3 separate regions of the Homo sapiens genome follow, and regions 1 and 3 are each linked to region 2. A link is a loop called in an ENCODE intact Hi-C map of the cell type or tissue named here. Cell type or tissue: CD4-positive, alpha-beta T cell. All regions are shown on one strand. Region 1 holds the start of ALKBH6 (alkB homolog 6). Region 2 overlaps LOC105372383 (a long non-coding RNA gene). Region 3 has its middle 18 kb from the start of COX7A1.

The links. Hi-C counts contacts between places; a loop is a spot of excess contacts. Peaks named below come from ENCODE experiments on the same cell type or tissue, not always from the same donor. Only the 100,000 strongest peaks of a DNase experiment are listed, where the experiment ranks them.
Region 1: it touches region 2 in a loop (2.0-fold over the local background); 3 of 110 quality-filtered maps call a loop at or near these places.
Region 3: it touches region 2 in a loop (5-fold over the local background); 24 of 110 quality-filtered maps call a loop at or near these places.

Annotation. Positions count from the first base shown.
Region 1 is chr19:36,013,408-36,015,907 of GRCh38, forward strand. It overlaps ALKBH6 (alkB homolog 6), which reads right to left and starts at 806. Exons shown (of 7, transcript NM_032878.5): 1 at 768-806; 2 at 1-15. It overlaps CLIP3 (CAP-Gly domain containing linker protein 3), which reads right to left. Exons shown (of 14, transcript NM_015526.3): 14 at 1,253-2,500. LOC101927572 (a long non-coding RNA gene) reads left to right here and starts at 1,095. Exons shown (of 4, transcript NR_170988.1): 1 at 1,095-1,179. RefSeq lists an enhancer at 1,196-1,295. In CD4-positive, alpha-beta T cell, no CTCF peak of the experiment used is centred here; a DNase peak (open chromatin) is centred at 984; H3K4me3 peaks cover 1,696 bases; H3K27ac peaks cover 1,030 bases.
Region 2 is chr19:35,958,305-35,960,804 of GRCh38, forward strand. LOC105372383 (a long non-coding RNA gene) reads left to right here. Exons shown (of 5, transcript NR_136525.1): 4 at 695-2,290. Among named protein-coding and RNA genes, the nearest start is that of LRFN3, 23 kb to the left of the region's middle. RefSeq lists silencers at 756-805, 816-865 and an enhancer at 1,026-1,075. In CD4-positive, alpha-beta T cell, CTCF peaks have their summits at 957 and 1,158; DNase peaks (open chromatin) are centred at 957 and 1,795; H3K4me3 peaks cover 1,746 bases; H3K27ac peaks cover 607 bases.
Region 3 is chr19:36,169,648-36,172,147 of GRCh38, forward strand. No RefSeq gene overlaps it. Among named protein-coding and RNA genes, the nearest start is that of COX7A1, 18 kb to the left of the region's middle. In CD4-positive, alpha-beta T cell, a CTCF peak has its summit at 1,273 (motif pointing left); a DNase peak (open chromatin) is centred at 1,234.

The DNA of each region.
Region 1 (2,500 bases), 55 kb after region 2:
TCCTTGCACCCAATCCTGTAGGGAGGGGAGGACATACTGAAGTCACTAGGCCTCCCGCCCTAACACCATGATGCAGCATTCCACCCCATCACAGGCCAGGCCTCACCTCAGCCCTCTTCTGAAACGCACTTGGTCTCTAAAATCTGAGTCTTCAGCATCTTACAAGCCACACAGAGAGCCCCTACGTTCCATGCCCGGACACAATGAGCCCCAAGAATAATCCCCCATTACTCTGTCCACTAAGGGCCCATCCAACTACACATATGCCTTCTCAATCCTCCCACAGAGAACATTCTCTGGCCCCACACACAGGGAGCCTTTCTCAAAAGCTCTACACATAGCCCCCAGGGCTGCACTCCAGAGCCCCTTTAAACACCTTGAGACCCCGCTTCAGACCTGCAACTGTGAGCCCGGCTATCAACACTCAGCGACCCCCGCCCCCCACCGAATCCCATTCTGTGCACTCCTGTGACCCCAATCTGAGCCTCCTCAGACATGTCCACCCTCAGCCTCCTCGGATCCCCCCATTTGGACGCCCCTCGGATTTCCCCTCCTGAGCGCCCCTTCACTCCAGCACCCTGAGATCTTTAGCTCTGAGGCTGACTCCCAAATCTTCTTCCCTCCCTGAACCATTCAGATCCCCGACTCCGAGCCTTTTAGGACTCCAAGCTCTGAGCCTCCTCGGACTCCTACTCTGGGCTCCCCCGGATCCCCACTTTCAGCCCTATTGACATCCATCTCTACCCCCAGCACTCCCCAAAACTGACCGTCCACCAGCGTCCCCTCCAATTTCCAAATTCAACATCCCCATCCCCCTCCCAGCCATTTCCGCCCCACATTACAGACGCAGAGTCCGCAGGCCAATGGGAGCTCCCAGAGGCTTCAAGGGCCCGCCTTCCACCCAATCGGCGCTCTCACTCAGTATTCGCCCGCCCCCTTCATGCTCGCCTAAGGATAGGCCGCGCCTCCTGGCCTCTGAGCCATTGGCAGGAGGGCGTGGGCGGGGCATCGTCGTCTGGCACTGGCCACTCAGAACTTAGGAACTGAACCTGGCCATTGGCGGAGTGGACCCCGATGGGTGGGACGGGGGCGGCAGCCGTGACAGCCGCGGGAAGACATGAGAGGCTGCTAGAAGGACTTCCCGCGGCCAGCGCCATCACCTGCCCACGCCGCAGGGAGGTGAGACTGAAGGAAGCACTTCCTTTCCCGTCTTCTCCCAGCAAGGGAAACCCCCAATGACCCGACACAGAGAGGCCATAGAAACGTCTTTATTGAAGAGGACAGGAGTCATGCTGAGTTTGGGGACATGCAGTGAAGGGGCAGTCGTGAGCTGTCCTTGGTGGTCGGGGCCCCAGGTCCGCCCTGGACCCCCTGGGCCTTCAGGTTCTCCCTCGAGCTGTTGGTCTGGCCCAGGTGCTGTGGGGTCCTTTGAGGCCAGTGACTAGAACGTAGATTGAAATCGGGGTTCCAGGATTTGAGATCCCCTCAGGGCCTTGGGGCCTTCCATTTATTAGAGATGGAGGCTTTAGGATTTGGGGTTCCCTTAGGGCTGGGGCTCTTGGAATTTGGTGTCTTGAAACCCATGGACTCGGGGCATTGAAATTCTCCAGTTTCCAGGGATGGGAATTCCTGTGTGGGGTTTCCTGGTGCCTGTGAATAGGGCTTGAGGTGTCTGGGAGCCTGGAATGCATATCCTGACTGCAGTCTCCTCCATACCAGGCACAAGGACCTCATGATTGGGTTTCCTGGGGACTTGGGATTGGATTTTCAAATTTGGGATTCCCTGGGGATTTGGGATTCCATGATTTGGGGGTCCTAGGAGTTACGGCATTGGGGTCTTCTAGGGGCTGTAGGACTTGAGGGCACAGGGGAGTTTGGGACGTGTGTACTCTAGGGTTTGGGATCCCCAGAGTCCTAGAATGGGGCCTCCAAATTTTGGGGTCCCCCAAAGGGGGAAGTCGTTACTTAAAAAATAGAGAATTTTCTGGGAGTCTGGCCAGCACAGGAGCTGTGGGCCATGTGGGGTGGGCTTCATACAAGGCACTGGGGGTTTCTTGAGGGTGCAGAGGGTAGGAAGACTTGGGGGGTCCTGTAATTAGCACTTCCAGGACTGTTTTGGTGTCTGTAAATTAGGGGTGACAGTGGGCTGGTTATGGTGGGTTTCTTCTTGAGGGATAAGAACAAGGGTCTTTGTTAATGAAGGAAGTCTCTGATTGAGGGGTTGGAATCTAAGGGCTTCAGGGTGACCATGGGGTCACGACATCTTGAGAGGACTGATGTTAAATGGGGAACAATGACATGAATGTCTGTTACTCTTTTGCTTTGGGGGTGTGACCTATGTTTATTTCAAGAGGACTTAAGGGGCAGTGTTTGTTAATGGGGAGGTTTCTGATCCAGGGTTGGGTGATTCAAGAATGTTCTGTTGTAATGCATTATGTGGAGAGGGTCACCATCATTTGGGGTGATATGGAAATCTGTTAATCTGGGAATCTGCTCTGAG
Region 2 (2,500 bases):
TGGGGTAGGGAGGGGCTGGTTGTGCTGGCTCAGGTTGGGAGGCTGTCTGGCATGGCTCTGTGACAGGGGATTGGCCACAGTGGAACTTCTTGGGACAGGGCCCTGGCCAGCTGGACAAGGGGCTATTTGGGCAGACTGTGTGCCAGGAGATTGGCAAAACTGGTTCTGAGGAGGCTGGGCGGGCCTTTTGGGGACAGATGGTGCAAAAGAAGCAAGTTTAAGCTAATATTGATATAGCTGACTTCATGCCATGGCTTTGACATCAAGCTCCCCATCATTCTGTGAAGTGTGCACCGATACCCCCTTTACAGACACAGCAGCTTAAGCCCCAAGAAAGGAGGTGACTTGCCCAAGTTCACTTGGCTAGAAAGTGGCCGAGTCGGCTGGGCAAGGTGGCTCACGCCTGTAAGTAATCCCAGCACTTTGGGAGGCCAAGGTGGGAGGATCGCGTGAGCCTGGGAGACCAGCTTGGGCAACAGATTGAGTCTCCTCTCTAAAACAGAAAAAGAAAAGGAAGGAAGGGAGGGAGAGAGGGAGGGAGAGAAGGAGGGAGGGAGAGAGGGAGAGAAAGTGGCAGAGTCAGAATTAGAATCTGACGCATTTAGCTTCCAAATCCACCGGATTATTCTTGACTGCCTCCTCTGGGCTCCTGGTTCCCTCAAGCCCGACGGACGTCTGTGTTTTATGTTTCCAGGGCTGCCGCTTCATCACGGCTTTCTCGGAAAACGGGGGCGCTGAGAAGCCCAACTTCCAGCTATATATGTCGCCACCGCCCACAGGGCCCCCGACGGCGATGCTGGTGACAGCGCTCCCTGCGTGGGCGCCACTCTCCCCGTGCTCCCCGCGCCTGCAGCCAGGCACGACGGTGTGGGTGTGCCCGCCCGGGGCAGAGGAGCTGCAGGGCTCGCGGCAGGCGGCGCTGTGCAAGCAGCGACGTCGCGGCCCGAGGAAGTGGAGGCGGTGAACGCGCGTGGGCGCGCCTCCCGGGACACGGCGCTGGCTCTGCGGCGCTACCTGCTGGGCACTCCCTAATCGATGGTGACGCCGTCGCTGCCGCCCGGCGACCGGCACAAGGAGTTTGCGGTGGTGGCGGGCGCTGGGCCCACGCTCTTGAGGCGCCTCAAGCCCCCTAAGCCTGTTCTGCTGGACCGCGTAGGCCACCCTGCCCGCTGGCCCCATCCATTGAGCCTTGAAGGCTTCCAGAGGCGCTGCAGTTGCAGAGAGCAGGAGACCTATCCGGCACCCGCGTCGTGGCCGCCCATCCTGTCGCGCTGCTGGCTGGCCTCAGTTGTCTGCAAGCGAGAAGCAAGGCCTGTGGCCACGCGTTTGGACGACCGCCGCCCCAGGGTCGCTGGAGTGGTCTCCACACGGTGCCCCACTTTGCCCCAGAGCGTCCCGGGCGCCGAGACTGCGTGTTCCTGGAGGCTAGTGGCCCGGGTAGCCTGTGCTCCTGGTGCTGCGACGCCGACCGGGCGTGCGTGGGCTCTGCGCCCTGGCACGGTGCTGCGCTCTGTGGTGGACCAGTGCACTCTCTGGCTTTGCGCTCTTCGGCTGGCGTGCAGGTGTTTTTCCCCCCGAGGCCGCCGCGGCCCGCGGGGGTTGACACCTACGATCCCTCCTTCGCGCTTATGCCCTGGTGGGCGCGTTCAGCTGCAGCTTCGCAAGCATGGTGCAGCCAAACTTTTCCAACGTGGAATTTGCACCTGCCCCGGTGCTCCCGGACTGCCTGCTGGGCCCGAGCCGCGTCATGAGCAGCATTCTGACCAAAGGCTGGTCCCGGCTCAGGGCTTCGCCTGGACTGAGGTGGCCTAGGGGCGCAGGTGCAGGGCAGTGCAAGACCTGTAGAGAGGCGGGGCGCCCATGGGCATGTTTAGCTTCGGCATCGCCCAAGGCGCAGGCTTCGGGACCCAGGCCGTAGGGCAGCCGGCGGCAGATGAGCAGCCCTGAGGGCCCAAGGGTTTGGGGAGGTGAACCGGCAATGGGATTCGTGGATATTAGGATTGGAGAAAATCATAACACTACATTCCATTGCTTATATAACAAGAGAGGTAGTTTTTTTTGTTTTTGTTTTTGTTTTTGTTTGGTGGTTTTTTTTTGTTGTTGTTGTTTGTTTTGGTTTGGTTTTGCTTTGCACCCCACCCGACCCTCAATTTTTGTATTTTTACTAGAGACTGGGTATCAGCATGTTGGCCAGGCTGGTCTTGAGCTCCTGACCTTAGGTGATCCACCCGCCTCGGCTTCCCAAAGAGCTGGGATTACAGGCCTGAGCCACTGCGCCCGGCCCAGAGAGGTAGTTTTAAAATACAAGTCTGTCCCTCCTCCACTCAAAATCTCCTTGGCAATTATCCCATCTCCCAGCAAAAGCAGTCCTTACAGTGGTTTAAGAGTTCCTACATGATGTGTTCCCAGCACACTGCTCATCTCATCTCTCTCCCTTGCCTCACTGTACTCCAGCCACACTGGTTGCCTTACTTTCTTCTTCCTACCCCAGGGCCTTTGC
Region 3 (2,500 bases), 210 kb after region 2:
GCTGCCATAGCACAGGTCTCATTTAGGAATGGTTTTGTCAACTTGCGGGACAAATGAGCTCAAACTCAGTATAAATGGCCAGCTGGGGGATGCCATCTCTGCTGCTCTGTATCGGTTTACATGAGGACTTAGCTGCTAGAACAAAAAAGCACCAACATATGTGGTTTAAAGAACACAGAATTGCCAGGCATGGTGGCTCACGCCTGTAATCCCAGCACTTTGGGAAGCTAAGGCGGATGGATCACTTGAGGTCAGGAGTTCAAAATCAGCCTGGCCAACATGGTGAAATCTCGTCTCTACTAAAAATACAAAAATATTAGCCGGGCATGGTGGCGGGTGCCTATAACCCTAGCTACTCAGGAGGCTGAGGCAGGAGAATTGCTTGAACCTGGGAGGTGGTGGTTGCAGTGAGGTGAGATCGAGCCACTGCACTCCAGCCTGGGCAAGACTCCGTCTCAAAATAAATAAATAAATAAATAAATAAAAACAGAATTTACATACCAACGGATCTCAATATAGGGGTCTTATTTGGATCTTGATATAAACAAATATTTTAAAATTTATGACTTTTTTTTTTTTTTTTTTTTTTAGACAAGGTCTCACTCCAGCCTGGGTGAGGTGACAGAGTGAAACTATGTCTCAAAAAAAAAAAAAAAAAAGAGTCCTTATATCTTAGAAACACATAAACACATACTCATTTTTTTTTTTTGGTGGCATGGTGTGATGTATAGTGTATTAGCTATCTATTGCTAAGTAACAAATTTTACCCCCAAATGTAGCAGTTCAGTTGACTTTCTCTTGAGAGGGAGTCTCATTCTGTCGCCCAGGCTGGAGTGCAGTGGCACGATCTTGGCTCACTGCAACCTCCGCCTCCCGGATTCAAGCGATTCTCCTGCTTCAGACTCCCGACTAGCTGGGATTACAGGCGCCCGCCACCACGCCCTGCTAATTTTTGTATTTTTAGTAGAGATGGGATTTCGCCATGTTGGCCAGGCTGGTCTCGAACTCCTAAATTCAGGTGATCCGCCAGCCTCACCTTCTCAAAGTGCTGTGATTACAGGCATGAGCCACGGTGCCCGGCCACGCAGTTCAGAACAATACTTATTTATTATCTCAGTTTCTGCGAGTGTAGAATGTGTGGATGGTTCAGCCCTGCCACAATCACACAGCGGGTGGGAAGACCACAGGAGTTGCGGGTTGTAGGTGGGAAGGGGACCTGCCCTCGGGCGGACTTTGGTGCCGCTCTGCTGCCATCTTGTGGCGGGCACAGAAACAACTGCCCTTTCCACCTGGTCCTTCCCATACTCTAACCATTCTTGGTATTTTAGAACTTGCTATTCAAAATTTTTAGTTTTTATTCTCCCAGTTGCTGAACAGATGATAAAGTCACATGGTTTAAAATTCATGAGGATAAACAGGGTCTTCCTCTCCCTGGGGACTCTAGGTTTCTTTCCAGGGGAACTATTCTATGTTATTTCTTTTTTTCTTTTCTTTTTTTCTTTTTCTTTTTCTTTTTTGAGATGGAGTCTCGCTCTGTTGCCCAGGCTGGAGTGCAGTGGTGCGAACTCGGCTCACTGCAACCTCCGCCTCCTGGGTTGAAGCGATTCTTCTGCCTCAGCCTCCTGAGCAGCTGGGATTACAGGCGTGCACCACCACACCCGGCTTTTTTTTTTTTTTTTTTTTTGTATTTTTAGTAGAGAAGGAAGTTTTACCATGTTAGTCAGGCTGGTCTCAAACTCCTGACCGCAGGTTATCCGCCCGCCTCGGCCTTCCAAAGTGCTGGGATTACAGGCATGAGCCACCGCGCCCAGCCACTTACTTGTTTCTTGTGTATCTTTCTGGGAAAAGTTCATGTATATACAAAAGCAAACAACACACACATACACGACCAACAACAACAAGAGCACCCCCCAAAACATGCCCAGCCTTTCCCAGTAATAAAAGGATAATTTGTTCCTGGCCAGGTGTGGTGGCTCACACCTGAAATCCCAACATTTTGGGAGGCTGAGACAAGAGGACCACTGAAGCCCAGGAATTGGAGACCAGCCTAGGAAACACAGTGAGATCCCTTCTCAACAAAAATAAAAATAAAAAAATTAGCTGGGCGTGGTGGCCCATGCCTGTGGTCCCAGCTACTGGGAAAGGCTGAGGTGAGGGAATCACTTGGGCCTGAGAGGCAGAGGTTGCAGTGAGCCAGGATTGCACCACTGCACTCCACCCTGGGTGACAGAATGTGACCCTGTCTCAAAAATAAAAAATAAGGCCGGGTGCGGTGGCTCACGCCTGTACTCCCAGCACTTTGGGAGGCCGAGGCAGGCGGATCACGAGGTCAAGAGATCGAGACCATCCTGGCTAATGCGGTGAAACCCTGTCTCTACTAAAAATACAAAAAATTAGCCAGGCATGGTGGCGGGTGCCTGTAGTCCCAGCTACTTGGGGGGCTGAGGCAGGAGAATGGCGTGAACCCGGGAGGCGGAGCTTGCAGTGAGCCGAGATTGCG